Linked DNA regions of Homo sapiens: region 1 is linked to region 2. A link is an interaction called in ENCODE POLR2A ChIA-PET data of the cell type or tissue named here. Cell type or tissue: OCI-LY7. All regions are shown on one strand. Links, peaks and the distances in the headings refer to the core of each region. The heading gives the core; the rest is flanking DNA.

Region 1 (15,454 bases), core at 3,213-11,212, 300 kb after region 2:
CTGTTACTTCCTCCACACATTCTTGTGCACAGTGCTTTGCTTGATAGTGATATTCCTCTGGTAGCTCCAAGGAATATTTGTCACAATTATCACGTACATGTGGAAGACCTGTGGTAACATTGGACTGTAAAGTTTGTAGGATCCCAGTGCAGAGGCAGGCTGCTGAGTGCAAGAGCGAGATTTGCAGGATGTGTTGTAGAAAGAACGTCCTTGAGTGGGTTGAGCGCCCATGTGCCTTGCCTCCTCCTTTTCCCAGCAAGCCAGAGGCCAGGATGCTGGAGAGTAGGGCAAGCAGGAAGCTGCCGATCTCAGTCCTCAGTGGGGCTGGAGCCACCCTTGCCTCTGCTGTGTGCACCTCTCTGCAGCCATGGGGCCACACAGGTACCTGGCAAAAGGGTTACATGGAGAACGGTGTGCAACCACAATTTCCTGTTCCTGTCTCCATGTAGACTCTAGAATAACCTCTAGGAAGCAAAGCTAAAATGGGGAAGAGAGCTTTGCTTAAAGTGCTCTATTGACTGTGGTGATCAACAGCTTTGCCAGGAAAATGGCCAAAATAGAACAAATTCACATGAAAGGACCTCAAAGCTCTGCTCTGAATAAAGTAGTGATTGCTAAATGGGATGTTAAGCATGAACTATTTCAAGTAGTTCTGCTGAATAGAGCCACATTTTCTCATTGAGTTAGCTTTTAGCATGCTATGGAAGACATTCAGTTTGCCATGGATTCTGTAGATACAAAATGCTTTTCAAGTTGGTTTCTGTGGGAAAGAAATCAGGCTTCACATGTACACAGGCCTTTCTACTGCACTTTGCCAAGCACTGCCTTATCCTTAACCCTTTTATTGCCCCAGGAAATAGAAAAGTCCGTAGTTCCCCCTACTTTACGAGGAAATCTGTTACCCAGAACAGTTGAGCAATTTGCCCAGGATCCCAACTCTGGTGTGTGCCAAGCCCAGGCAGGGACCCAGGCCCCCAGCTCCCAGGTGCTGCCCCTGCCGAGGCTCCCCTGGGCTGAGGAAGGCGCTTCTCCCGGGCTGCTGGCACTGACGATTGTTTGCTGAGATCAGAAGTGAAGACAAGCTCTGCTGCCAGGCGCTCGCCTTGTGCCAGGCTAATGCCTGAAGCACATCTTTCCCTCAGTCCTCACAACAACCTGGGAAGTGACTGCGTCTTTCCCCATTTGACAGAGGAGAAAACCCTAGCTCAGAGGTTCAGAAAGTTGCCTGAGGCCTCATAGCGGGCAGGCGGCAGGGGTGGGACATAGACCCAGGTGTGTGACACCCGCCTCTGCCTCTCCTGTGGCTCTGAGGTCCAAGGCCTGGGCCAGGACCAACTGCAGGATGGCAGCAAGCACCAGGTTGTGGCGACATGTCATAGGCTTAGTGGCCTCACACGTCGTATTTTAGGACAAAGCCTACACATGCGAATCTTTAAATCGCAGAGGGTCCTGCAAATGAGCCCAGGAGTGAGGGGAGATGGGGGTTCACTCTGAGGACTGGAACGTCAGAAGAGTTGGTTGAATCTGAGGATTGGAGAACAAGCGGGGTTTATGTATTTTGATTATGTTCTACATCTTTCCACTTTGTTTTATTTGTTCTTCGACTTGAGCTTCTTCATCTGCGTAGAGGATGTATTTGCAGTGGAAAAGGAAATGGAGGCAGGGGATAGATGCTCAAGGGCACATGAAGTGAAGCCACAGAAATCTTTTAAAATTAGCATCAGCTTCTCTATTTAGTTCTGTTGTCCTATTCTCTTCTCTGGGAAGATACCCCTCCTGTAGTAGTTTTGCGGTAAAGTTTTAACAAAGTACTCAAAACAAATGACTCAGTTTTCAGATTTGCTAACACTTGCAAGGGTTTGGAGAAAATATTTATAGTTGTGTTTAGCATCTTCATAGTCTGGAGTTTGCTGTTTGAGTTAGAGAATTTTCTGTCTGTGTTAGAGGTACCTCTAACGCAAGCATAGTTGGTGTGAAGTTTCACATTCTGTGTGCCCCATGTGCTTGAGTAGAAGAGGTGTCTGTTCTTACTGTGCTTACAGTGGACTCTGAAATGGTGTCTATGGTGTGGTTCCAGTTTTGTAAAACAAAACTATAAAATCCCACTAGGCTGGGTGCAGTGGCTCATGCCTATAATCCCAGCACTTTGGGAGGCCAAAGTGGGAGGATCACTTGAACCCAGGAGTTCAAAATCAGCCTAGGCAGCGTAGTGAGACCCCGTCTCTACAGGTAATTTTTTAAATTAGCCAGGTGTGTTGGCGTGCACCTGTGGTCCCAGCTACTCCAGCTACTCAGGAGGCTGAGGTGGGAGGATCACTTGAGCCCAGGAGGTCAAGGCTGCAGTGAGCCATGTTTGTACCACTGCACTCCAGACTGGGCAACAGAGCAAGACCCTGTCTTAATCAATTAATAAAAATAAAAAATAATTTCTCACTGAAAACCTAGAAGAAACTACAACAAAGGTGACTGTTATGGGGCCGGGCACGGTGGCTCATGCCTGTAATGCCAGCACTTTGGGAGGCCCATGTGGGCAGATCACCTGAGGTCGGGAGTTCAAGACCAGCCTGACCAATATGGAGAAACCCCGTCTCTACTAAAAATACAAAATTAGCTGGGTGTGGTGGTGCATGCCTGTAATCCCAGCTACTCAGGAGGCTGAGGCAGGAGAATTGCTTAAACCCGGGAGGCGGAGGTTGTGATGAGCCGAGATCGCGCCATTGCACTCTAGCCTGGACAACAAGAGCGAAACTCCATCTCAAAAAAAAGACTATTTTGATCCAGGGATTATAAGTGATTAAAATTTACCATGTTTTCCCATAATGGGTAGGAAAACTTTTTCATGATCAGGGAGAAAAATAGGTATATTTTACAAGGGACCCATCTTTTGTGGGTCAGTGAGCAACCTTTCTTCTCCGAGGCACGTCTCTGACCTACCCAGCCCATATAAATCTGAACCCCAGTAGGTTGTCCCCCCTTCCCCCTGCCCCACACAAAGATTTTAGAGCTAGAAGGAGACTGGAAAACACATAACCTTGCCACTTCCTTCTGCAGATGAGGAAAGCAAGGCCTGGCAAAAGCAAGGTTCCTGGTCTCAGGGTAGTCAGTGGTTGTGCCGGGCCTCCTCAGCCCCTCATCCTCAAGGCCCACAACAGAGCAGCGGCAAGAACAGTCCCATCCAGGGACACTCACAGGCTACCGTAGAGACACACGCAAACCACTGGCGCCTGTGCTTCCAGAGCTGTGGGCAGAGTGCCATGGAGCCAGCTGGAGAGGGAAGTGCTGTCAGGGCCTTGGAGTGGTCAGAGGATCTCACAAGAGGTGGCACTGGTACAAGAAAGGCAAGTAGGAGTGTAGCAGGCAGGCAGGACAGAGGGTGTTCTAAGCAGAGGGGACATGAAGTATAGGCACTGAGCAGAAGGCACCCTTGCCCAGGGTGCAGAAAGGGGCTGTATTGGGAGACTGGCACAGGCCGGGGCAGGGAGGGCTGGGCTAAGGCATTGGCATCATTCTTGAAGAGTTTGAAGCCAGGCAGGTGGCCTGGTCAGACCATGTTTGAGGAAGGAGCCTGTGTCACAATTCCCTGTGACCAGTCAGAGGGTCTTCTGCTGGACAGATCACATGCACCCATAAGTAGGTCAGATGCCCAGGAGTGTTTTGCCTCAGATATGGAGCAAAATTAGCCTGACAGTAAATGCAGCTCTGGTCCTACCTACTGGAGCTTAAAGCAAGACTCCGAAGAATCAAACTGTTTCAGAGTAACTTACCAGCATCTTAGAACAAAGCTCAAGAATATTTACAGATTGCAAAAATATCCAACATCAGCAAGATAAAATTCACATGGGCAACCAATTAACATTTACCCAACAAGCAGAGAAGCAGGAAAATACGACCTGCAATGAAAGGGGAAGAAATCCGTCAATAGGAGCTGACCCAGAAATGATACAGATGGTAAAATTCATAGACAGGACATTAAAACAGTTGTTACACCTTTATGTGTTCAAGAAGCTAGTAGAGAGATTCAGCCTGTTAAGTAGAAAATGAGAGATAGAAAAACTCCAGGCTAGGCCAGGCATGCAACGGCTCACACCTGTAATCCCAGCACATTGGGAGGCTGAGGTGGGCAGACCACCTGAGGTCAGGAGTTGCCTGGCCAACATGGCAAAACCTCATCTCTACTAAAAATACAAAAATTAGCCAAGCGTGGTGGCACACACCTGTAATCGTAGCTACTCAGGAGGCTGAGGCAGGAGAATCACTTGAACCTGGGAGGTGGAGGTTGCAGTGAGCAAAGATTGCACCACTGCACTCCAGCCTGGGCAACAGAGCGAGACTCTGTCTCAAAAAAAAAAAAAAAAAAAAAAAAACAATATCAAAAAACTCCAGGCTGGGTGTGGTGGCTCGTGCCTGCAATCCCAGAACTTTGGGACGCTGAGCTGGGAGAATTGCTTAAGCTCGGGAGTTCAAGATGAGCCTGGGCAAGATGGCAAGACCCTGCCTCTAAAAAAAAAAAAAAACAACAAAACAAAAAACAACAACTCAAATCAAATTTGTAGGGATTAAAATTGCAATGTCTGAGCTGAAAAATATCACTGGATGAGATTAATGGCAGCATAGAAATTGCAGAAGAAAAGACTAGTGAGCTTGAAGACACAGCAGTGAAAAACCATCCACACTGAAGCCCAGAGGGAAAACAGGCTGGAAAATGTTCAGAGAATCAGTGAGCACAGACCCCTTCAAGTGGCCTCACGTAAATGAAATCCAAGTCTTAAGAGGGAAGAAGGGTGACAGGAAAAAAAGATGTGAAGAAGAAATACAACTGAAAGTTGTCCAAATTTGATGAAATAATTATGCTGAGTCAAGAAGCCAAAGAATACATACTGTTATCATTTCATTTATATAAAATTTGGCCAGGTACAGTGGCTCATGCCTGTAATCCCAACACTTTGGGAGGCTGAGGCGAGCAGATTGCCTGAGCCCAGGAGTTCAAGACCAGCCTAAGCAACATGGCAAAACCCCGTCTGTACAAAAAATACAAAAATTAGCTGGGTGCCTGTAGTCCCAGCTGCTCAAGAAGCTGAGGTGGGAGGATCCCTTGAGCCCAGGAGGCAGAGGCTGCAGTGAGCCATGATGGCTGCCACCTCACTCCAGCCTGGGTGATAGAGCATGACCCTGTCTCAAAAACAAACTTATTTATATAAAATACTAGAAAATGCTAACACAGGCCAGGTGCTGTGGCTCATGCCTGTAATCCCAGCACTTTGGGAGGCCAGGGCGGGTGGATGACCTGAGGTCAGTAGTTCAAGACCAGCCTGGCCAACGTGGTGAAACCCCGTCTCTATTAAAACTACAAAAGTCAGCTGAGTGTGGTGGTGCACACCTGTAATCCCAGCTACTTGGGAAGCTGAAGCAGGAGAATTGCTTGAACCTGAGAGGCAGAGGTTGTGGTGAACCGTGATGACGCCATTGCACTCCAGCCTGGGCAACAGAGCGAGACTCCGTCTCAAAAAAAAAAAAAAGGAAAGAAAATGCTAACACAGATCAGTGCTTACTCAAGGCCTGGCAGAAATTTCAAAGGGGAGGTGTGGCAGTGGCTTCAAGAGTGTATGCATATGTCAAAGCTTACCCAATTATGTACTTTAAATGTGTGCATTTCATTGTATGTCAGCATACCCCTGTAGAGCTGGTTTTTTTTTTTTTTTTTGAGACAGAATCTTGCTCTGTAGCCCAGACTGGGGTACAGTGGTGCGATCTCGGCTCACTGCAAGCTCCGCCTCCTGGGTTCATACCATTCTCCTGCCTCAGCCTCCCAAGTAGCTGGGACTACAGGCGCCCGCCACCATGCCCGGCAAATTTTTTTTTTTTTTTTGTATTTTATGTTGATACAGGGTTTTACCACGTTAGCCAGGACATACAAAAAATTAGCCAGGCGTGGTGGCGGGCGCCTGTAGTCCCAGCTACTCAGGAGGCCGAGGCAGGAGAATGGTGTGAACCCAGGAGGCGGAACTTGCAGTGAGCCGAGATCGCACCACTGCACTCCAGCCTGGGTGACAGAGCGAGACTCCGTCTCAAAAAAAAAAAAAAAAAAAAAAAGAGTTAGCCAGGACGGTCTAGATCTCCTGGCCTCGTGATCTGCCCACCTCCCAAAGTGCTGGGATTACAGGCGTGAGCCACCGCACCCGGCCTGTTTTTGTTTTTTAGAGACAGAGTCTCACTCCATTGCCCATGCTGGAGTGCAGTGGAGTGATTGTGGCTCACTGTAACCTCAAACTCCTGGGTCAAGCCATCCTCCCACCTCAGCCTCCCAACTAGCTAGGACACTACAGGCATGCACCACCGCACCTAGCTAATTTTTAAAAAAATTTGTAGAGGCATAGTCTTGCTATGTTGCCCAGGCTGGTCTTGGACTCCTGGCCTCAAGCAAGCCTCCCACCTTAGCCTCCCAAAGTACTGGGATTACAGATGTGAGCCACCATGTCTGGCCTCTGTAGAGTTGTTTTAAATATTAAAGTGTACAAAAAAAAAATTTAAATGGGCCGGGTGTGGTGGCTCATGCCTATAATCCCAGCACTTTGGGAGGTCGAGGCGGGTAGATTGCTTGAGCTCAGGAGTTCAAGACCAGCCTGGGTATTATTGTGAAATCCCATCTCTATGAAAAATACAAAAGTTAGCCAGGTGTGGTGGCATGTGCCTGTAGTTCCAGCTACTGGGGAGGTTGAGGCTGCAGTGAGCTGTGATCATGTCAGTGCGCTCCAGCCTGGGTGACAGAATGAGACCCTGTCTCAAAAAAAAAAAAAAGTTTTAAATGAAGATTATAGGGTACCCTACATTGTGTTTGGTTTGCAGAGGGAACAGAAATGAGTGAAGCTGCCTAAGCATGGTGGCTCACACCTGTAATCCCAGCACTATGGGAGGCCGAGGCAGGTGGATCACCTGAGCTCAGGAGTTCAGGACCAGCCTGAGAAACATGGTAAAACCCCATCTCTACCAAAAATACAAAAAATTAGCTGGGCATGGTGGCACATGCCTGTAATTTCAGCTACTCGGGAGGCTGAGATGGGAGGATTGCTTGAGCCCAGGAGGCGGAGGTTGCAGTGGGCTGAGATCATGCCACTGCACTCCAGCCTGGGCGAAAGAGTAAGGCCCTGTCTCAAAAAAAAAAAAAAAAAGGAAAAAAAAAAGGAAATGATTGAAGCTGTTTTTGGAGTTAACTGACCAAAAGTTAAATGACTAAAAGAAGAGCGAGGCAGGAGGTTATAGAAGCAATCATGAAAAAAATACAGATCCCCAGGGTCCCAAACCTGGTTTCCGAGGATGGGTAGTGTTTGAACTTGGACTTGAGACTCAATGGGCATTTTCAGTGACCAGCAGGTAAAGAGGCTTGGCCTAGTGTTTCTGAGTAGGGAAGAGTGCTCCTCCCTGCTGCCTTGGGAGGACTGTCTGCTGCTGGACCACCCTGAGGACTGTGAGACATTAGCTCTGTGGGCTTCTAGGCTCCTGGCAGTGAACCTCTGGGAGTGAAGGATGCACAAAGGATGTTGTGGGAAAGAGAAGATCTGAGATGTCCTTTGGGTCATCTTTGGAGGATCTTGACTCTGAGGCTGGAGGGTTTGTGGCTAATTCCATGGGCAGTGGGGGCTGTTGGAGGCTCTTGAGCAGGGCCGGACAGGACCCAAATGGAGAAGGTCTGCAGTGAGCTGTGGAAATTCTTTGGCCTGATTCGCTGGATTTGTGGTGCACATCTGTGAGATGTGAGATTGGGATGGAGTGGACATGGGGACTCTGACATGGATTGTTTTGGGGCAGAAGAAGCCAATCCATGCTGGCGTCCCAGCCTGGGTCTGTAATCTCATTAATCTCCTTTTGGTGACTGGACCAGTTGCCTGTACAAGTGCCTCTTGGTCTCCTTGATCCAACCTCACTGAGCCAGCGTCGCTTGTATGCATGATACTGCAAGACTTCCTTCCCAGCTGGCCTGCACGCAGGTGCCTTGGAGAGGCATTGGGCAGATGGCATGTGGCCATTTCCAGCAGTGGGGCGCAGTGCTCAGGGAGACTGCAGCATCCTGGAGCCCTGCCAGCCAGGAGGGACTGTTCCCATTGCGGGCAGAATCTGTTACTTGCAATCAGAAGAACTTCAACTAATACTTGTTTTTTGCCTGTAGATTCAATTGACCTTGGGAATGTTGCTTAAACTCGCCTTTCACTTTCATTTTCCTATCAGTAAAGTGAAGGGTCATATCCACATTAGAGCCATCAGAGGAGCTTATTAAAAATGTCCAGGCCTCGGCCCTCCCTGGAGATATGAATTCAGCAGGTCTGGGGTGAGGCCCAGGCATCTTGGTTGGTTTTTTTTTTTTTTTTTTTATTGATTTATTTGAGACGGAGTCTTGCTCTGTCGCCCAGGCTGGAGTGCAGTGGCATGATCTCGGCTCACTGCAAGCTCCACCTCCCGGGTTCACGCCATTCTCCTGCCTCAGCCTCCCGAGTAGCTGGGACTACAGGCGCCCACCACCACACCTGGCTAATGTTTTGTGTTTTTAGTAGAGATGGGTTTTCACTGTGTTAGCCAGGATGGTCTCGATCTCCTGACCTTGTGATCCGCCTGCCTTGGCCTCCCAAAGTGCTGGGATTACAGGCGTGAGCCACCATGCCCGGCCTATTTTTTATTTTTGAGACAGAGTCTCAGTCTGTCATTCAAGCTGAAGTGCAGTGGTGCGATCATAGCTCACTATAACCACAAACCCCTGGGCTCAAACAATACTCCTGCCTCAGCCTCCAAAATGGCTAGGGGTATGCACCATCACACCTGGCTCATTTTTTAATTTTTATTTTGTAGAGATGAGGTCTTGCTGTGTTGTCCAGGCTGGTGTCAAACTACTGGTCTCAAGTGATCCTCCCACCCCTCAGCCTCCCAAAGTGCTGGGATTGCGGGCGTGTGCCACTGTGCCTGGCCAGTTTTGTTTTTTGGTTTTGGGTTTTTTTTTTTTTTTTTTTTTTTGAGATGGAGTCTTGCTCTGTCGCCCACTGGAGTTCAGTGGGGTGATCTTGGCTCACTGCAACCTCCGCCTCTTGGGTTCAAGTGATTCTCCTGCCTCAGCCTCCTGAGTAGCTGGGAGTACAGGCACCCGCCACCACGCCTGGCTAATTTTTTTTTTTTTTTTTTGAGACAGGGTCTCACTCTGTCACCCAGGCGCGTAGTGCAGTGGCACAATCTCAGCTCACTACAACCTCTGCCTCCTGGGTTCAAGTGGTCCTCCCACCTCAGCCTCTTGAGTAGCTGGGGCTACAGGTGAGTGCCACTATGTATTTGTATTTTTAGTAGAGACGGGGTTTCTCCATGTTGGCCAGGCTGGTCTCAAACTCCTGATCTCAGGTGATCTGCCCGCCTCGGCCTCCCAAAGTGCTGGGATTGCATGCGTGAGCCACTGTGCCCAGCCACACCCAGCTAATTTTTGTATTTTTAGTAGAGATGGGGTTTCACTGTGTTGGCCAGGCTGGTCTGGAACTCCTGACCTCAAGTGATCCACCTGTCTTGGCCTCCCAAAGTGTTGGGATTACAGATAGGAGCCACCACACCGAGCCTGGTTTTTATTTTTCATGAAAGTCATACATGAAATGCCAAGTGTGGTGGTATGTGCCTCTAGTCCCACCTACTCAGGAGGCTGGGTGGGAGGATCACTGGAGACCAGGATCATCCACCGCACTCCAGCCTGGGCAACAGAGTGAGCCTCCATCTGTAAAAGAAAGAAAACAGAGTCACATGTGAAAATCAGTAGGTTGACATGTCAGTGGGTTCTATAAGATGTGCTATAAGAAACATGTCTCTCCTGCCAATTTTGCCCTCTCTGGAGAGTTCCTTTCAGTTCTTTTCGCTGCCTGTCTCTGAATGCTGCTTCGGGAGCTGTGTTTGGTCCCCTGACTTCAGGTGTTTCTGGTTGACTCTCTGCGGGAAGAGAAGCATGCAGAGCTCTTGCATCCCCCGTCCCCCATTCCCCCAGCCACCCACCTCCCTTCCTACTTCCACCCTGCCAGAGCTGCAGTGCTTCCTGGGCACGGGCCTTGCTGTGAGGACAGAGGAGCTCTTCACAGCGGAGGCAGGGGATGAATCACACCTGCAGTTCCTTGTCTGTGTGACTCTTTGTTTTCCCTGGACTTGATAATCATCTTGTTTGCTCATCTAGTTTTTTTTCTTTTTTTTTTTGAGACAGAGCCTTGCTCTGTTGCCCAGGCTGGCGTGCAATGGTGCGATCAATCTCTGCTCACTGCAACCTCCAACTCCTGGGTCCAAGTGATTCTTCTGCCTCAGCCTCCCGAGTAGCTGGGCTTAACAGGCGTGTGCCACCACACCCAGCTAATTTTTTGTATTTTTAATAGAGACAGGGTTTCACCACATTGGCCAGCCTGGTCTCAAACTCCTGACCTCAGGTGAGCCACCTGCCTTGGCCTCCCAAAGTGCTGGGATTACAGGCATGAGCCACTACACCCAGCCTGCTCATCTAGTTTTCTAAGTGCAGTTCCACACATTCAATCCCAAACTCTCTGCCAGTTGTCTCACACATTAGGAATGTGTCCTCTCCATTTCTTCCCCCTGCAGAGATCTCTCCTGCACCCTCTTGGCCAGCTCCAGTCTGGCCTCGTTCCTCTCTCTACCCGGGACCCAGCTGTTGTCCTAGCGTCACCTTTGACCTCCCCTCATGTTAGAGCCCCTTTCTCCCGGATCCCGGGTCTTCCTCTCTCTGTGTCTGTGTTTGTTTGGGTGGAGTTTATCTTCCAGTCGGTTCCCAAGGAAGGGTTCATGGTTGGTGACTTTTTGGAGGTATTGCATGTCTGAAAAGTCTTTCATCTGTGTTCACCCTTGACCTTGCTGGATATAGCAGTCTAGGTTGGAAACCATTTTCCTTTAGGATTTTGAGGGTCTTTCTCCATTGTCTCTCGGCTTCCAGGATTGCTACTGAGAAGCCAGAAGCCTTTCTTTTTTTTTTTTTTTTTTTTTTTGAGACGGAGTCTCGCTCTGTCGCCCAGGCTGGAGTGCAGTGGCATGATCTCGGCTCACTGCAAGCTCTGCCTCCCAGGTTCACGCCATTCTCCTGCCTCAGCCTCCCGAGTAGCTGGGACTACAGGCGCCCGCTACCACGCCTGGCTAATTTTTTTTTTTTTTGTATTTTTAGTAGAGATGGGGTTTCACCGTGTTAGCCAGGATGGTCTCGATCTCCTGACCTTATGATCTGCCCGTCTCGGCCTCTCAAAGTGCTGGAATTACAGGCGTGAGCCACCTCGCCCGGCCCAGAAGCCGTTCTAACACCTGATCCTTGATACTTGACCTGTTTTTCTTTCTGAAAGTTTGTAAGGTCTCTTTGTTCCTAGTGTTATAAGAACAGATACATAGTGGTATGCCTTGGTGAGGGCTGTGTTCATCCTTGCAGCCAGGTGGTTGCAGCCTATGTGCTGGTGGGTGTCTGGGTCCTCTGCTGGGGTCCTCTTCTGCCCCGCCTCTCTTGTTTTCCTTTTTTTGTTGTTATGTTTTTGTGTGTTGTTGTTGTTGTTGTAGGGTTTTTTGTTGTTGTGGGGTTTTGTTTTGTTTTGTTTTGTTTTTGAGACGGTCTCTCACTCTGTCACCCAGGCTGGAGCACAATGGCGCAATCACAGCTCATTGTAGCTTTAAACTTCTGGGCTCAAGCAATCCTCCCACCACAGCCTCCCAAGTAGCTGGGACCACAGGCATATGCACCATGTTCAGCTAATTTTTTTATTATTTTTTGTAGAGATGGAGTCTCACTATATTGCCCAGGCTGCTTTTGAACTCCTGGGCTCCAGCAATCCTGCCACCTTGGCCTCCCAAAGTGCTGGATTCCAGGCATGAGCAACTGCACCTGGCACCCCTCCTGTTTTCTGTCTGCTCTGGCTGAAGGCCTCCTTTTCCTTTTCTTTTTTTTTTTTTTTTTTTTTGAGTTGGTGTTTTTGCCCTTGTTGCCCAGGCTGGAGTGCAGTGGCGCAATCTGGGCTCACTACAGCCTCTGCCCCCCGGGTTCAAGCGATTCTCCTGCCTCAGCCTCCCACGTAGCTGGGATTATAGGCACCTGCCACCATGCCTGGCTGATTCTTATATTTTCAGTAGAGACAAGGTTTCACCATGTTTGCCAGGCTGGTTTCGAACTCCTGACCTCAGGTGATCCACCTGCCTTGGCCTCCCAAAGTGCTGGGATTACAGGCATTAGCTACTGTGCCCAGCCTGGAGGCTTCCTTTTGTATTGTGGACTTTCTAAGCTGGCCTCCACTTTTCCTTTCTCTCCTGTTTCTGTCTTTTTATGCTTTTATCCTGCTTTCTAGAAGACATTCTCAACCTTATTTCTCCAACCCTCTGTCAGATTATTTCCATGATCACATGTTTAATTTCTGAAAGTTCCTGTTGTTGTTTGATGGCTGTAGAGTCAGTCTTCTCTCATCTCCCTAAGGATGTTTTGGAAGTTTCTTCTCCCTGCCTGGTCTTTGTATGTCCCAAGTTGTGTGTTTTCTGTCTAGTTCGCCTTTTACATGGCAGAGGCTTTCTTCAGATGTTGGCAGTCCCCTGGTTGGAAGAGTGAGGCCCAGCAAGGCTGACTGGAAGCCCTGAGCACATGCATGGAGCCTGTGGGCCCCGCGGGTCTCTGACAGCAATCTGGCTGGGCTGCTGGGTGGGGAGTCGTTGCTTTTAGCCTTCCAGGGCCCGCTGAGTCCTTGCCATGCATCCCCCACTTTCCAGCTTCCAGAATTGTATGGCTGCTTCCTCCCCTCATTCTCTCTGTCCTTAGGAGATTTGAACCTTTTTTCTTTGAGATGGAGTCTTGCTTTGTCACCCAGGCTGGAGTGCAGTGGCCCGATCTCAGCTCACTGCAGCCTCCCCCTCCTGTGTTCAAGCAATTCTCTGCCTCAGCCTCCCGAGTAGCTGGGATTACAGGCGCATGCCACCATGCCTGGCTAATTTTTGTATTTTTGGTAGAGACAGGGTTTCGCCATGTTAGTCAGGCTGGTCTCGAACTCCTGGCCTCAGGTGATCCGGTCTGCCTCGGCTTCCCAAAGTGCTGGGATTACAGGCGCGAGCCACTGCGCCCGCCCCGTTTTTCTTTGTTTAACCCATTCCCTCTCATGGTAGTGGTGCTTGAGAAGGGAGTGAAAGAGTAATTGTGTGCTCATTATCATCACTGCCCAGAAGCTTCTGGCTTCTTCAGCGCCCTGCAGGTGACTCTTGCACATACCCAGCGCTGAGCACCATGGTGCAGCTCATCCCCTTCACCTCCACGGTTCTGGTATCACAGTCTTCAGAGTATAGCCACTATTTTCCTCTAAGCCTCTGAACATCTTTGAGTGGTATTTAGGTGCTGGTGGGGCTGCCTGTTACACTGTAAGTTGTTCCGTCAGCACAACTATGCTGCCTGCAAATGAAGGTATGAAACCTCCCCAAACTGCTGTCTAATGGTGTGGGATGGAACCAGCTCCCTTTGAGAGAAACTAAATTGTTTTTTGCCACTTCCTTTAATTTTTTCCATGTTGCCTTTTTTTCCTATACCTCCATTTAAACATCTATTGTTTTTGAGCTCTCTTCTTCAAAACTTGCTTCTAGGAACTATTACCCCTCTTCACCATATTGAACTCTAAGTCTTTTCTCTCATTCTGGAAGGCCATGATACCTAGAAGTAGACCACAGGGTTCTAACGGGGTGCCCTGGGTCCTGCAGCAGTCCCCTCATCGTGCTTTAACAACTTATGACCCAGTAGTTTAAACAACGACCTAGGGAAGCTTGTCCCAGCCTGCCCTGCGTGTGCCCCCAGTAAAACCATGAGCGGCAGGAAGGGGAGCCCCTCGCGATGCTTGCCATGACCCTAGAGGAGCAGAGCCCAGAGATCATCTTTAGGGACCTCTCCCTCTGGGCTGCACTCATCCAGAAGGTGCTTCCCCGAGCCTGTCTGTAGAGTCAGCCACAGAGCAGGGCGATGAGCTATCAGAGACCAGGGTGTGTGCCACTGGGTCCAGCTTCTGCTCTTCTTGTCTCACAGCAATATTTGAGTCCTGGTGCTAGCCATGGCGCAGTCGTTGGGCTGGTATCAGTGACAAGGTCTGGAGGGTAGACAGGAAGAGTGGCCAGTTGGCTCCACCAGCCCCTGCTCAGGAAGGACAGAATGTGACAGGCACCCAGGAAACCTGCTTCTGAGCGTTTTCTTTAGCGCACCCCCTACAATTAGCAGATGCAGCTTCTTGCTGGATTCTGAGGTCACACCTCAGACCAGATGTAGAGGCCCAGCAGTAACTGGAGTCAGTGCAGAAGGACCCACCACGGAGAGGGAGAGGCCTCTGACAGGCCAGAAGAGAGCAGCAGTGGAGCCTGTTTCTGTCTGGAGCCCTGCTCTGCTGGGCCAGAAGTTTCCAAATGTTTTTTAGCAGTGGGACCCATTCTTCAAATTAAAAAAAAATTTTTTTGAGTTAGGCTCTTGTTCCGTCACCCACGCTGGAGTGCAGTGACACAATCTCAGTTCACTGTAACCTCAACCTCCTGGGCTCAAGTGATCCTCTTACCTCATCCTCCTGAGTACCTGGGACTACAGGTGTGTGTACAAAATACAAAAAACACTCCCAGCTGTCCAGCCTTAAATAAAATCTTGTACATAAGCCAGATGTGTTCAACAAGTAACAGCAAAACTGGTCCCATGAAACTGCCCCTTCCACAGGGGCCCTGAGGCACCTCTGCAAGGCCAGGGCCCCACAGGCGCTGCTGGAAAACTGCTGGTCTTCGGGCCAGTGAGGACAGAGAGAGAGCTCAGCACAGCAGGCCCCGGGCAGCCATACCCACCTCGTACCACGGTCAGAGTCTCGAGGAGCCTCAGAGATCATGGTCCCCGGCTCCTCCAGCTAAGGACACAGACCACGAAGAGGAGGTCCTCCTAGTGTGTCAGCCCTGGCTCTGAGAATTTACCTTTAATTTAATTCTAGACCTATTAACATGGGTATCGGGTTTTTAAGCCCATCTGAAATTGGGAAGAATAGACCAGAAGCAGGAAGAGGGTCTGCTACAGGGAAAAAAGAACTAGAAAGACCAAACAGAAGTCAGAAAGTACAGCTACCACGGGGCCATGTGACAAATGGCCCAACCAACCCACACGCCTCAGCGCCCCCTGAGGCTGCACGGATAGACGGACAGACACACAGCAGCACCATGAATCCTTGAGGGAAAGTAAAGCTCAGCATGTGTCAGTCTTTACGGGGATTCAAGGTTAAAACAGGGAGGGAGAGAGACTTGGAGGGAAAAGAAAAGGCAGTGTGGAAAGCACAAATGGCCGCCTGGATAACCGTGGTTTGTTTGGGTTAGGATTATTTCCAGAGGCGTCTTTCCTGGGGCATTTGTGCTGCCGCTTCAAAAACCCTCGGTCCACCCTGGTATTCCTGAAACATTCCTGCTGAATTTCTTCCAAGTTCTGATAAGTCCA
Region 2 (15,454 bases), core at 2,528-10,527:
GGTTACATGGATAAATTCTTCAGTGGTGATTTCCTAGATTTTGGTGCAGCCATCACCTGAGCGGTGTACACTGTACCCAATGTGTAGTCTTTTATCCCTCATCCCCCTCCCACCCTTCCCCCTGCGTCCCCAAAGTTCATTATATCATTCTTGTGCTTTTGCATCCTCATAGCTTAGCTCCCACTTACAAGTGAGAACGTATGATGTTTGGTTTTCCATTCCTGAGTTACTTCACTTAGAATAACTAGCCGGGCGAGGTGATTCACGCCTGTAATCCCAGCACTTTGGGAGGCCAAGGCGGGCAGATCATGAGGTCAGGAGATCGAGACCATCCTGGCTAACATGCTGAAACCCCATCTCTACTAAAAATTCAAAAAATTAGCTGGGCGTGGTGGCGGGCGCCTGTAGTCTCAGCTACTCGGGAGGCTGAGGCAGGAGAATGGTGTGAACCCGGGAGGCGGAGCTTGCAGTGAGCTGAGATCGCGCCATTGCACTCCAGCCTGGGCAACAGAGTGAGACTCCATCTCAAAAAAAAAAAAAAAAGAATAATGGTCTCCAGCTTCATCCAGGTTGCTTGGAATGCCATGATTATTATTATTATTGTTACATTTTCTTTATCCACCTGATTGATGGGCATTTGTGGTGGTTCCATATTTTTGCAATTGTGAATTCTGCTGCTATAAATATGCATGTGCAAGTGTCTTTTTCATGTAATGACTTCTTTTCCTCTGGGTAGATACCCTGTGGTGGGATTGCTGGATCAAATGGAAGATCTACTTTTAGTTCTTTAAGGAATCTCCATGCTGTTTTCCATAGCGGTTGTACTAGTTTACATTCCCACCAGCCATGTAAAAGTGCTCGCTTTTCACCACATCCACACCAGCATCTGTTATTTTTATTTATTTATTATTATTATTTTTTGAGACAGAGTCTTGCTCTGTCACCCAGGCTAGAGTGCAATGGCACAATCTCGGCTCACTGCAACCTCCACCTCCTGGGTTCAAGCGATTCTCCTGTCTCAGCCTCCCGAGTAGCTGGGACTACAGGCGCCCGCCACCATGCCTGGCTAATTTTTTGTATTTTTAGTAGAGACGGGGTTTCACCATATTAGCCAGGATGATCTCGATCTCCTGACCTCATGATCCACCCACCTTAGCCTCCCAAAGTGCTGGGACTACAGGCGTGAGCCACCATGCCCAGCATTTTTTGTTTTTTAATTATGGCCATTGCTACAGGAGTAAGGTTGTATCATATTGTGGTTTTGATTTTCATTTCCCTGATAATTAGTGATGTTTAGCATTTTTTCATATGTTTACTGTCAATTTGTATATCTTCTTTTGAGAATTGTCTATTCATGTCCTTAGCCCACTTTTTGATGGGATTATTATTATTAATTATTTTCTTGCTGATTTGTTTTAGTTTCTTATAGATTCTAGATATTAGTCCTTTGCTGGATGCACAGTTTGTGAAGATTTTCTCTGCAACCCTGTGGGTTGTTTACTCTGCTGATTATTTCTTTTGCTGTGCAGAAGTTTTTTCATTTAATTAAGTCCCATGTATTTATTTTTGTTGCATTTGCTTTTGGGTTCTTGGTCATGAAATCTTTGCCTAAGCCAATGCCTAGAAGGATTTTTCCGGTATTATCTTCTAGAATTTTTATGGTTTCAGGTTAGATTTAAGTCTTTGATTCATCTTGAGTTGATTTTTGTATAAGGTGAGAGATGAGGATCCAATTTTATTCTTCTACATGTGGCTTACCAATTATCCCAGCACCATTCATTGAATAGGGTGTCTTTTCCCCACTTTATGTTTTTGTTTGCTTTGTTGAAGATCAGTTGGCTGTAAGTATTTGGGTTTATTTCTGGATTCTCTGTTATGTTCCGTTGGTCTGTGTATCTGTTTTTATACCAGTACTATGCTGTTTTGGTGACTATAGCCATATAGTATAGTGTGAAGCCAGGTAATATGATGCCCCCAGATTTTTTTCTTTTTTGCTTTGTCTTGCTTTGGCTATGTGGGCTCTTTTTTGTTTTCATATGAATTTTAGGATGGTTTTTCCTAGTTTGGTGAAGAATGATGATGGTATTTTGATGGGAATTGCATTGAATTTATAGATTGCTTTTGGCAGTGAGGTCATTTTCACAATACTGATTTTACGCATCCATGGCATGGGATGTGTTTTCATTTGTGTCATCTGTGATTTCTTTTAGCAGTGTCTTGTAGTTTTCCTTGTAGAGGTCTTTCATGTCAATGGTTAGATATATTCCTAAGTATTTTATTTTATTTTTTTGCAGTTATTGTAAAAGGGGTTAAGTTCTTGATTTGATTCTCAGCTTGGTCGCTGTTGGTATATAGCAGAGCCACTAACTTGTGTACATTGATTTTGTATCCAGAAACTTTACTGAATTCATTTATCAGATCTAGGAGCTTTTGGGATGAGTCTTTAGGGTTTTCTAGGTATATGATTATATATCATCAGCAAACAGCAGCAGTTTGACTTCCTCTTTACTGATTTGGATGCCCTTTATTTCTTTTCTCTTGTCTGATTGCTCTAGCTAGGACTTCCAGAACTATGTTGAATAAAAGTGAAAGTCAGGGCTGGAAACGGTGGCTCACGCCTGTAATCTCAGCACTTTGGGAGGCCGAGGTGGGCAGATCACGAGGTCAGGAGATCGAGAACATCCTGGCTGACATGGTGAAGCCCCATCTCTACTAAAAATACAAAAAAATTAGCCGGGCGTGGTGGCATGCACCTGTAGTCCCAGCTACCTGGGAGGCTGAAGCAGGAGAATCGCTTGAACCCAGGAGGCAGAGGTTGCAGTGAGCCAAGATCGCGCCACTGTACTCCAGCCTGGGCGACAGAGCGAGACTCCATCTCAAAAAAAATCAAGTGTAAGTGGGGCCGGGCGTGGTGGCTCACGCCTGTAATCCCAGCACTTTGGGAGGCCAAGGCGGGCGGATCATGAGGTCAAGAAATCGAGACTATCCTGGCTAACATGGTGAAACCCCGTCTCTACTAAAAACGCAAAAATTCGTGCCCGGCTGAGGATTTTTACATCTCCGTTCGTCAGGGATATTGGTCTGTAGTTTTCTTTCCCTTTTTTTTTTTGGTTATATTCTTTCTGGTTTTGGGTATTAGGGTGATACTGGCTTCATAGAATGATTTAGGGAGGACTCCCTCTTTCTCTATCTTTTGTAATAGTTTCAGTAGGATTGGTGCCAATTTTTTTTTTTTGAAACGGAGTCTTGCTCTGTCTCCCAGGCTGGAGTGCAGTGGCGCCATCTCGGCTTATTGCAAGCTCCGCCTCCCGGGTTCATTCTCCTGCCTCAGCCTCCTGAGTAGCTGGGACTAGAGGCGCCTGCCATCACGCCCGGCTAATTATTTGTATTATTATTATTTTTTTTAGTAGAGATTGGGTCAGGCTGGTCCTGCACTCCCAACCTCAGGTGATCCGCCTGCCTTGGCCTCCCAAAGTGCTGGGATTACAGGCGTAAGCCACCGTGCCCCACCTTGCAGTTACCATTTCTACCATGTGGCTAACTTGCCCGAGATTTGTAATGGTTCACTTTACTGATGACATCAAATCCAAGCTAAGCCTAGTAAGTTACCCTGTCAGTGCCTCTTCAAAATCTCTCTATCATCATTTCTCCTGATGAGATTCTCCCATTCAGATATTGAACTAGCTGAGCTGAGACCATTGTTTTCACACACTTGTTTATCTATTTGTCTCACTCTTTTCTCAAGTGCCTTCCCACATATTTCTACTTGCCAATGCCATTGCCCAAGTATTTTACTTCTTACGTTTACAGAAGCTGTGAGACTGCAGGAACTGTGAAAAACATCGGTATTTGTCCCAGTGTTACTAGGCAAAAGGGGCTTGCTGTCCAATGTGCCAGAAGCCTGTACTGTGACACTGGGTTTTTGAGAAAGTTTTCTCAAAACCCAGTGAAGGGAGTCTACTAGCTATGAGAAATATAGCCAGATGAGAATCGAGCCACTGGGTTTTTGAGTATTTTCTCAAAAACCCAGTGTCGTGATATTGGCTTTCTTTTTATTGCAAGTCGACTCACAAGGAGTCAGGAGTTCAGCTCAAATCTGTCTCTCTGTGCTGGCTTTAAGGCAGTAACTTTATTAGAAAAGCTTTAGGGAGTGGATTCTGGGAGTAGCAGGTGATTGATATAAGGAAAGGGGTGGTCTGGAAAGTCTTCAGGCTTCCGCAGTTATCTATTCATGCCTCCTCATGGGTCCCATGTGCAAATTTGGGGGAAGTTAGTATGAACCATGTGGTAGAAATTTAAGCTTGTTCTACACAAACTCCAGTCACCTATATTGATTCCAACCAATTTTAGCCTGTTATGTTTTCTGTCTTACAAGTGGAGGGCATGTCAGTAAGTTGTTTCTTTTCTTATCTGCAATCCTGCAAACTTGAGAATTTCTGTTAGTCATTGGTGTCTTTAACTCTTGGGGTCATGGTTTCACCAGTCCTGAAGGATCCCTGTGCCTTGGCATCCTCATTTTTTATAACATGAGTTTGTATCTTTTGTAGGGTGGTGGAGTTTGAGATCTGTATATATGGGGTTGAATTGTTATGTGGCTAGGTGCAGTGGCTCATGCCTGTAATCCCAGCACTTTGGGAGGCTGAGGTGGGTGGATCGCTTGAGGTCAGGAGTTCGAGACTAGTCTGGCTAACATGGTGAAACCCCGTCTCTACCAAAAATATAAAAATCAGCCAGGTGTGGTGGCATGAGCCTGTAGTCCCAGCTACTTGGGAGGCTGAGGCAGGAGAATTGCTTGAACCCCAGAGGCAGAGGTTGCAGTGAGCCAAGATCGTGCCATTGCACTCCAGCCTGGGCTACAGAGTGCGACTCTGTCTCAAAAAAAAAAAAAAAATTGTTTGGCGTGTGTGTATTCCAGATCCTCAGTGAGTTCCTTGTAGGAATGGACCATGTTTGTGCACCTCTTCTCCCTCTCTTCCCTTACACCAGTGGTTCTCTTAGGCGTGGTCCCTGCCCAGCAGTATCAGCGTCCCCTCAGAACTTGTGGCAATGAAGATTCTGGGCCCCTGCACTTGAACACTGCATCAGGAACTGTGAGAGCAGGCTCAGCAATCTGTGGTGTAACTAGCATGCCAGGTAATTCTGATGGGCTAGTTTGAGAACCACTGCCTTATAGGATCTAGTATTGGTTTACCTCACAGCGAACGAAAACTCAGCTCACTGACTATTTAATTTGTAGACTATACTAATCACTGCTGATTTGTTTCTATCTCATCACAGCTCCCATTTACTGAATAGCTACACTGGGCTAGGCACTGAACTAGGTGCTGTCACATGCATTGTCCCTTATGATCTCACAGATACTTTGCAGAAGAGGGAGTGGCGCGTCCCACTTTATATTATATAGAGATGAGAGAGGGGAATCTCTGAGGGATGTAGTAACTTGCCAAGGCTACACAGCTGGTAAGTGGCAGCCGGAGATTTCAGCAAGGCCTGTCAGACTCCAAAGCCTATGTTCTTTCTAGCACCCCACCCCGCTTTTCATGTAAACTCTTGCTCCCAGAGAATGCGTGTGCCTGTGTGGCTGTCATGTGGTTTTATAATAAATGGTTGTAATACCTGTATTTCTAGATTTCTCTCCTCATATACTTAACCCACCCAATAAGCAGCAACCTTTCAGCTTTTTAAAAAAAGACTATTTTCTATTTAATAATATTCATTTATTTACAATGTGTCAGAATTAGGAGGTATTATAAAAGCGGCCTTTGAGATCATATTCTAACCTCTGTATTTTCACAGGTAGAGCCATCATATGTGCTACTCTATTTTTGTCTCAGAAATTAAACTTTCATTGAGGTGTAAATTGGTATACTACACAGTTCTGACCTCTGAACTTCTAACTTTTTTTTAAAGTATTTTTTTTTTTCTAAAAAAAAAAAAAAGAAAGAAAAAAGAAATGGGGTCTCACTATGTTGCCCAGGCTGGTCTTGAACTCCTGGCCCCAAGCAGTCCTCCCATCTCAGCCTCCCAAAGTGCTAAGATTACAAACATGAGCCACCACACCCTGTCTGTATTTATAACTTAAAAAAATTATGCTACATCAAGTACAGTAAAATCTTAACTGATTGGAAAGAGTAATTTTACTGGTTTAACTTTGCCCTTCCTCACCCCCTTCATTTTCAAATCCCTCCCCTCATATTTGTACATACATTTTCCAACAGGTGGCTAAATATTAACTTTTATTTTTTAAATGCTTTGTAAGGAATCAAATACTTATTTCCACGCTAACTCACTGTAGTTCTTGGTTTGAGTGCATTTAAAAAATGTAAATTGATACTATTAATAATGATAACAGTTACGTCGGGACGGTGGCTCACGCCTGTAATCCCAGCACTTTATGAGGCCGAGGCAGGCGGATCACTTGAGGTCAGGAGTTCAAGACCAGCCTGACCAACATGGTGAAACCCTGTCTCTACTAAAAATACAAAAATTAACCAGGCGTGGTGGCAGGCGCTTGTAATCCCAGCTAGTTGGGAGGCTGAGGCAGGAGAATCACTTGAACCCAGGAGATGGAGGTTTCAGTCAGCTGAGACTGCACTCCAGCCTGGGCGACATAGCAAGACTGTCTCAAAAACAAAACAATAATAATAATAACAGCCAGTACTTACATAGCACTTACTTTGTTCCAGGTATGATTCTGATCACTTTACATATTTTAACTCCTTTAATCCTCGAACGCTGCCTGTAGCAGGGTCACTGTTGTATTAACCCCATTTTCCCATTTTGTGGAAGTGGTGGTATATAAAAGCAAATAGCTTGTTCAAGCTCACAAGACAGAACCTGAAGGCATCTTGGCTCCAGAGTCTCTGCTCTTAACCACTCTTTAGAGTGTCTTGCACGTTTTCAACCAGAGCTTTCTCTATATAACATATCACTTTACACTTTTAAAATAGCATACTATTTATTGCAACTCCTGGGTTCAAGGGATTCTCCTGACTTAGCCTCCGGAGTAGCTGGGATTACTGCTTGGGGTGAAGAATTCTGTAAGAATTTTGTGAGAGCAGGGCAAGTACTCAGGCTTGCTGTGGGCAACAAGAAAAGTGGGGACGTTGTGTTATTTTGGGTCTCTTCATATTTAAAGACAAATCTAGTTGTAGTACTCTACACGGAGGAGAGATCAGATCTTGCTGTGTCACTTTAGAGATTCTCTTTTGGTTTGTAGTCACAGCTGCTGTCTATGAGACCTGCTGCTATTTGGAGCTTTACCCTTTGTCGTAACCATGTGAGGGGCTGGCCTGCATTTCTTAGCTTTCCATATCTTTGTACCCTAGTTTAAAATTGCTGCCTGTTTCCGCCATCCTTGTATTTGCATACAGAATTTTGCATACATCCTTGCTGACTAGAGTTTTTTTGGTGAGTATTTGGCTGCATGGCAAAGGGATGATTTTCCTGAAGGTGGCCAAAAGCTTTGGAAAGAGCTGTGGATGTGGTCTTTGTCATTAGTTCATCAGGACACATTCAGCTTGAAAGCTTTGAATTATCAAGAGGCAAGCAACTCATGTCTTCCAGTACAGTTGCTGTCTCCTGAAGAAGGCTGGCAGCATTCAGAACATAACTTATGAACTTTAACCAGATGAGTGTCATTTGGTTTATCCTAAATTTAATGAGTTTGGGTAAGTCTTCTGTAGTTCATGGCACTGTGTTATAAATAATAGAATAATTTCAGGTTCTGTCTGGTAGTTACTGTCTGATGTAGAAGCAAGAAGACCACAGGTGAGAGGAGAAGGAGACTGAGAAATGAGGGCTTTGGGTTAGATTACCTTAGTGCTCTTCCTAGTTTCCTGGGCATGGTGTACTTACAGTGAATGAGATCAGAGCTCCGAGTTGAGCTGCTGTGTTAATTGGTTGTATGATTTTAGGCAGTTAACTTCTTTGGTCTGAGTTGCAGCATCTTGAGAACAAGTGTGACTTTTTTTTTTTAATGACCATTCACCTGAGGTGACTTTTTAAAGTGCCACTCCAGCTTTATCTATTATCTGATCCCCTGATGTAAGACTTAGATTACATAAGATTTTTCCATATTATAAATATATTACAGAATTATTCACACTGGGAAATGAGTTGCTTCTGTAGTCTACTTCTTTGGGAATAGCTTTATATTTAACTTTTAAGCTAGTAGTTGCAAAATTTTAATTCTATATATTACGTCATATGAGACTGCAGTGCATTATACGAGATCATGAGTGGTAAGCTTAGCATAGAGCATAGCCATAGCATATGTGGAATTGTTGACAAGCGTTAAGTTTTGGATTATGGTTGATTTTAGCCTTCAGTGTGGAGCTTCCTATTCAGTTCTAAGTGGGTTGGCCTGCTAACCTACATTTTAAATACAGCACTGTCCCTTATTGAGACTACAAATACACCTCCTTTCCCTTTCAGTGTAATATTTTTATTTCAGGTTTCAAGATTTTAACTTCTAAATGCTAAAAATATTACTGAATACTTGAAAACAAATTTCACTGTGTAACCCTTTTAGCTGTTTCTTCTGGATTAAGGGTAGTGTAGGATTCAGTTTTCCTAGAATCTTTAGAAGACTGTAAAATTGGTGATAAATTCTCAGTTCAGTTCTTATGAAAAAGATATGGATTCATATTATAAATATATATTAGAGAAAAAATAGGGAGCTAAACTTGGAACAGATTGGATTTCCCAAAGAGGACTCTGGGGAAAGCTATCTTTATTTGCCACTGTAGCAAATTAAGAGCACACAGTGAACTGTTCTAACACTGAATGCCATTTGAAGAGTAAAACAAAAGAACTAGCCATGGCTTCCTCATCTGTTGCCTGAATGGTTGGCTTCTTTAAATAATTTTCCTGGCCTCTCTCCTCTCATTGAGTGATGTCACTGATGCCACAGAAAGATGAGTAATAGACTCCTGTGGTCTTAATTGGTGTGAAACTTTATGATTTGGCCTGTTTGGAATATATTATCATCTGTTGATGATATATCATTCCCATTCATGCATTTGCTCAGTGTTACAGTAAGCTTCCTTTTATTGTGAATTTTACTGTTCATCAAGTCACAGATTTTTCTGTGACCCTAATACCAAGCAATGACATGCTTTTAAACTACTAGAATAATTTTGAAATAGTTTTAGTAGTTTTTTTGGTTATTTTTTTCTATTAAAAAATTATATATAATATATGATTATTGACAAAAAGGCAAAAAATATTATCTAAATATTACCCCCTCTTTTAATGGTAGACACTTTTAATATTTTGGTGAATATCTTTTCAAACTGTTTTCTTTGCAAATATGTACATGTAAATAAATATATGGCCCAAACAGAATTAGACTTTTTTTATTCCATAAAATACATATATATACAGGTGGTGCATACCTGTAATATACAGGTGGTACATACCTGTAATCTCAGCTACTTGGGAGGCTGAGGCAGGGTAATCACATGAACCCAGGAGGTGGAGGTTGCAGGGAGCCGAGATTGCGCTACTGCACTCCAGCCTGGGCAACAGAGCTCTCCGTCTCAGAGAGAGAGAAAAAAAAAGAAAGTTGTGCCATGAACATTTTTTTTAGGTTATTTGAGGATATTCGACATATATGACAAATGACTAACAGCACAAGTGCCAAGTGAGTAGTTGCAGTGATGAACTAATGCTGTTGAACTTCCGATGAAGGCGAGATCAAAGCTTTTCCTCACACTAGTATTTGGAAGATCAGCTCTCTGTTACCCAAATTGATTTGAGGCTGTATTCTTCAGCTCACGCCTGGTTGGATCAGAGATTATTTGAATTACAGAAGCCAAGTCAAGCATTTTGGCCACTTGTTTTAGTAGCTGATCTCCATTAATGTTTAAGATATGTTTAATGTTCTCTCACTCTAGCTCTTTTGCTTCCTGTTTGAAACACAGCAGTGTACTATGTCCAAAATGCTGTCATATGATATACAATTACTGCTACACGTGTTGTTTATTGAAATTTTAGACATTACAGATTCAGTAGCTTGTTCTAGCTGACGCTGGGTGATTGAAAAGGGAGAAACAGCTAGATATGGTTAAAGGTGAAGTTGTAAGCATTATGAACCTTGGGCAGATCACCACCTCTTCCTGGGCCTCAGTTTCTCTGTAGGATGAGGAAATGGAAGTTTGTAGGCCCTCTGCACAACTGGGGACTTAGGGCCGTTTTCACTTAGGATGGGAACTCTTCTACCGATTGTTGCTTATGTTACTCAGCAACTTGAATTGGAAATTTAAAATCATTTATGTGCTCTGCTGAATATAATGAGCCCATGGATGGCCCAAAGGTTAGAACAACAACAGTGTAGTAGTTAGGCAGCACACAGGAATTACTCTCTGCTCTACAATGCTCTGTAATTTACCAGTGTTGTCTCAACACTTTCAGAAAGGCATAGAATTCTATCTTTAAAAAACATTTTTTTCTAAGAATTTGAAATCATCTTTTGCAGAAATGAATGCATCTTGCCTTTTCGTCAGTGTGAGATACTGGTATTCCCTTTAGAATGGGAATACGTATTCCTATACATATTTAACAGAAGGGTTCAATAAAAATAGGTCATTTGAATATGTCAGCATTTTAATGTGATGAGATCTGGTGTTAGTATGTGTGCAAATTGAATTTATCTTGATGTTTATTCATAGCTTTTCTTTAATGAAGAAATCAGTATTTCATTAGCCTAAGGAAGCCTCACAACAGCCATTTGTGGTGACTTGCCTTGCGATAGGAGATCTAACCTTCCGTGGAGTACAGCATCAGAGAATGAAGAGCTGGTAAAGATGTTGCAGTGTAGCTGTTTTTTAAGTTCATCTTTAAGAAGCTACTCTGAAGGAAGAGAAGTAGATTGTAATAGCTAGCAGTTTCTAAATGACAGGCTGCCTTAGGAAAAAGTGACATGTGAGAACAACAGAAGCTTGTTATTTCAGCAGATGCTTGACTGAGGGTGCTAGGCCAGGGAAGATGCTGCCACAGAATGTCCGCCCTCTGCTTGTTCCTGCTTTCCCCTGGTGGCCACCCTCTCCCCACCCGATGCAGAGCTCCAAAGGAGGGGCTTTTGCTGGCCCCTGGGAGAAGCCATCTGATGAGCAGCAAGCAATTCCAGAGATTGTCACTGTGAAATTTTTACTTAACGCATGTTACGCACTTTGTGACTGTGTGTCTCTTCTCATTTTGGGATGACATGAAGGTGATGTTCCACACGTCTTACATCTTGCTATTTGCTGACGTTTGACTTATTGTCTTGCCTGCCTCCCCTCTGTCTAATTCTCTGTGCCGCCTCTCAAAGCCTTGCTGCGGCTAAACGCAGCCCCTTGAACGTGGTTGGCCGGGGCTCATTCCAGGTCAGAGCCCATCAGAAGCGCGCTAGAGACAATGCACCAACGGTTGGTCTTTAGTGAAGGGGATGGGTTTGGAATGCCAAGCAAGTGTGGGCTGTACTAGTATGTTTGAGAATGAAGGAGGAATGGAAACTAAGAAAGAGAAGCTACTGTTTTGTTTTGGAAGATTATACTGGAAGGAAAACCTGCTGAAAGTGGGCTTCCACTGCTGCTGTCCTTCTGCAGGAAATTTAGGGCAGAAAGAAACATCTCTGTTTTTCCTTATGTCTGTTTCTTTGAAGGTATTAATGAATGATGAGAATTTTCAAAGCCCATATGATAAGTAGCAAGTCCTTATGTATTCAGAAGGAAACTAATGTTTCCCGAGTGCCTTTTAAGTGCCAGGGATTCTGCTGGGACTTATATTATTCCATTTTAATAAAATAATTCTGTGAGGCAAATGATTGAAAAGAAGAGGTAGATCTGGAATCTGGGCCACACTGAGAAAGGCTGGAATATTTGAGTCCCACTTCAAGAAGCCTAGGAACATGGAGTTACATGGTGATAGAATCGTAGAACTAGGTGCCACCTCACATGTCTGTTGCATCACCCCAGCAGTAGACGGCGGTGCAGCAGAAGGCACACGGGCTGGAATTTCGATGGCCAGACTCTACCACTGGGTTCCTCTGGGCGGCTGATTCTATTTTCTTGTTTACAAAATGGGAGTGGCAGTTGTACTTACTGCGCAGGTTTGTAGCGAGGTTTCAAAAAACTGATCCATGGAGGTGCTTTGTAAACTGTAAAGTGATGTACTAATATTTACTGATGGAGACTGTTTGCTTTCATGGATGGACACCCAAGAAGGCATTTATTCTTAGCATTTTGGTCAGCAAAAGAATTATCGAGATTGCGCCACTGCAGTCCAGCTGGGCGACAGAGCGAGACTCCATCTCAAAAAAAAAAAAAAAAGCATTATATATTTGCTTTTATATACATTTGGCTGTAGGTCTCTTGGTTTCTATCACTTCACTGTTCTTTTCCTCCATTTTCAGAATTGTTTCCTTTCTGTGACAGATATTCAGTGATAACCTTCTGTGTGCCAGGCCCTCTATTAGATGTTGGAGACAGGGAGGTAAATAACACAGATAAGTTCTTGTCCTTTTTGAAATGAAACACTGAAACTGTACAATTGATTACTGTTTGTTTTTCCTATGGGCATAAGTGACCCAAGCCTAACTGACTTCTTATGTTTCTGACATACATATATTTTAAACAAGTGTTAGGCTCTTTACATACTGTTAATGCCAACTGTTCAGATACGTTGGCTGTAACTACTGAATTGAAGATACTGTGAGAAACATGGATTGTGTGGGTCTTTCCATAAGGTAAACCTGGTTTTGTGGCCCCTTCAAGGGCAGCGGTGGGACTGTGGAATTGGCATCTGTGTGGTGCTGTGCAGCTGATTGTTACTTGAGCGTTAAACTGTTCGCCTACACATGAAGTGTGGGCAGTTGAAGGTGTTTGAAAATCACTGTGTGGTATTTTTGTCATTAGACCCACCCAGTTATTTCCCATTATGTTGAAGAAAATTTTGGTTACATAGTTGAGCTTTGTTCAAAAGGTGAATATCAGCTCTGATTGGCCAAGGTCTCTTTTCATCTTCAGTGCCTCCCCCCACAACACCCCCCTCCGGTTTCACCAGGGTGACAAGCAGATGTGGTCCAGCCCCAGGCCCTGGACTGTGGACTAATCAATCCCTAACAGGCACTAGCAGCCCCAAGCCTGACTAGGTTAAAAGTTCCACCAAGGGCCGGGCGCAGTGGCTCACATCTGTAATCCCAGCACTTTGGGAGGCCGAGGCAGGCGGATCACGAGGTCAGGAGATGGAGACCACCCTGGCTAACATGGTGAAATCCCGTCTCTATTAAAAATAAAAAAAATTAGCCGGGGTGGTGGGGGGCGCCTGTAGTCCCAGCTACTCGGGAGGCTGAGGCAGGAGAATGGCGTGAACCCAGGAGGTGGATCTTGCAGTGAGCCGAGATCGTGCCACTGCACTCCAGCCTGGGGGACAGAACGAGACTCTGTCTCAGGAAAAAAAAAAAAGTTCCACCAAGAAAACCTGCGGAACAGTCTTTGCAGTGTGGTTTATTTTGGATCTCAGGTTTTAAGATAGGCCCCTAGTCGTTCCACTTCTTTTCTAGTAGGTGATCCTTTGTGGCCCTTGGAAGTAATTTCTTGGCCACTTTTGGTCCCTGTTTTGGTTGTCTGAGATGTGGTCAAGAGGAATGATAATAGCACTACAGTCGTTCTCTTCTGATTTTCAAAATGGCTTATGGCAACCTTTGATGTTACTCAGACTGCTCCAGCTAGTTTTGATTAATTCATTCAGGCTGTCAGTGACTCAGCAGCCTCCTGGCTTCTTTCTTGTTTTTAAAAGGAGCTGGACTTTCACAATATATGGAACATAGTTAACATATTGCAGCTAATAAGTGTGGCACATAATGATAGGCATCGGTGAAGGGGTCTGGAAGAATGTCACACATAGGCTGGGGGGGGGCTCAGGAGGACATGACATCTCTGCTTTTGTGAATATGAGGATAGGGGACTTTTTTTGGGTGAAAGAAGGAATGGCAGGAAAGGCAAGGTGTCAGAAGCACAGGCAGCAGCCAAGGGTCTTTGGGGTAATGTATGTGGAGGGGCGGGGGTGATAAGGCCACATTGGGCAGCCTGTGAGTGCTAAGCTGTAGGCCCTGCAGAGCCGTGGCAGTGGTGGAGTGGGAGAGTGACCTAAGGCTTCCCGAAGATGTGTCTGGCAGAGTGTAGGGCGAATTGCATGTGATTGGAAATGGGTGGAAGGAGACTGGCACAGAGCTAGAGAGGCTGAGCTAAGCTGGGGAAACCCAGGCTGGATGAGGGCCCTGAAGCTGTCCTTTGGGCAGGGGTGCCAGGCAGGGGACCCAACAGAGCGCCAAGTATAAAGCTGGTTGGGGTGGGGCTTAAGGATGGGAGGAGTGGACTTAGGAGGTAGAGAGTGCTTTGGGTGTAGGCCAGGTAAGTTTCTGGTCTGCCTGCATTAGGCACTTGGTAGCTGTTAGCTATGCCAGTAAAAGGATCTTTTACTTTTCTGGCAAGACTCTGCAAGACCGGTTCTCTCTTAGGTGATTCTCAGGTGGGGATGGGGAGGGAAGATGTGAAATTTAGGGAAAATAAAACTACCTTTATTACCTACACTATTTCCACCTGATTCATTTAAAATTATGTCTAAGATTATAATTTGACACACATTTTTCAAAAGAGCTCTGAGATATTTTTCATACCACATCAGATGCTTCTGGGCACTGAGGAGTTTTATCAAGTAAAACTTTACCAGGCCTATGTGATGTGACATGGCTGTTGCCTGTGATGCCACAGGCTTCCCAAAGCCCCCTACTGAGGCCCACTAAGTTGGTGGGAACCAGGCTGCAAGCTTTTTGCCTTTGGTGGAATAGCCCCTCTCGGGTTCAAGTCCTTCCTCCACATTTCTGTCCACTCAGCAGCATTCCTGAGGGAAGAGTGGGCAGGCAGGGCTATGGTGAAGGCATGAACTGGAACTGGAGGGCTTCTTTTGCAGACCCTTTGTGGTACTGGAAAGAAATTCCTCAAGGACCTATAGGCTCATTAGTGCCATGCTAAACTGACCCAGCTGACTCTGAATTTCAGTAGTATTGTTCCAGAAAAAAATTCCAGCCAGGCATGGTGACTTACATCTGTAATCCCAGCACTTTGGGAGGCTGAGATGTGAGGGTTCTTGGAGCCTAGGAGTTTGATACCAGCCTGGGCAACATGGCAAGACACTGTCTCTACAGAAAATTAAAAAAAAAAAATTAGTTGGGCATGGTGGCACGCATCTGTGTCCCAGCTACTTGAGAGGCTGAGGCAGGAGAATCAGTTGAGCCCAGGAAGTTGAGGCTGTAGTGAGCTGTATTTGCATCACTGTACTCCAGTCTGGGCAGCAGAGCGAGACCCTGTTTCAAAAAAAAAAAAAAAAAAAAAAATTCCAGAGATCTTAAGGATGAAAAGTCTAAGGAAGGCCAGGTATGATGGCTCATGCCTGTAATCCCACCACTTTG

What was found. Peaks named below come from ENCODE experiments on the same cell type or tissue, not always from the same donor. Only the 100,000 strongest peaks of a DNase experiment are listed, where the experiment ranks them.
Region 1: POLR2A ChIA-PET joins it to region 2 with 11 read pairs; 2 of 35 experiments call an interaction of 5 or more read pairs at or near these places.

The regions. Positions count from the first base shown.
Region 1 is chr14:102,471,868-102,487,321 of GRCh38, forward strand. All of the region lies in intron 17 of TECPR2 (tectonin beta-propeller repeat containing 2), which reads left to right. Among named protein-coding and RNA genes, the nearest start is that of ANKRD9, 30 kb to the right of the region's middle. In OCI-LY7, for the core only: no CTCF peak of the experiment used is centred there; no DNase peak of the experiment used is centred there.
Region 2 is chr14:102,173,517-102,188,970 of GRCh38, forward strand. All of the region lies in intron 1 of WDR20 (WD repeat domain 20), which reads left to right. Among named protein-coding and RNA genes, the nearest start is that of WDR20, 41 kb to the left of the region's middle. RefSeq lists enhancers at 10,826-11,327, 11,328-11,827. In OCI-LY7, for the core only: no CTCF peak of the experiment used is centred there; a DNase peak (open chromatin) is centred at 7,265; H3K4me3 peaks cover 1,003 bases; H3K27ac peaks cover 984 bases.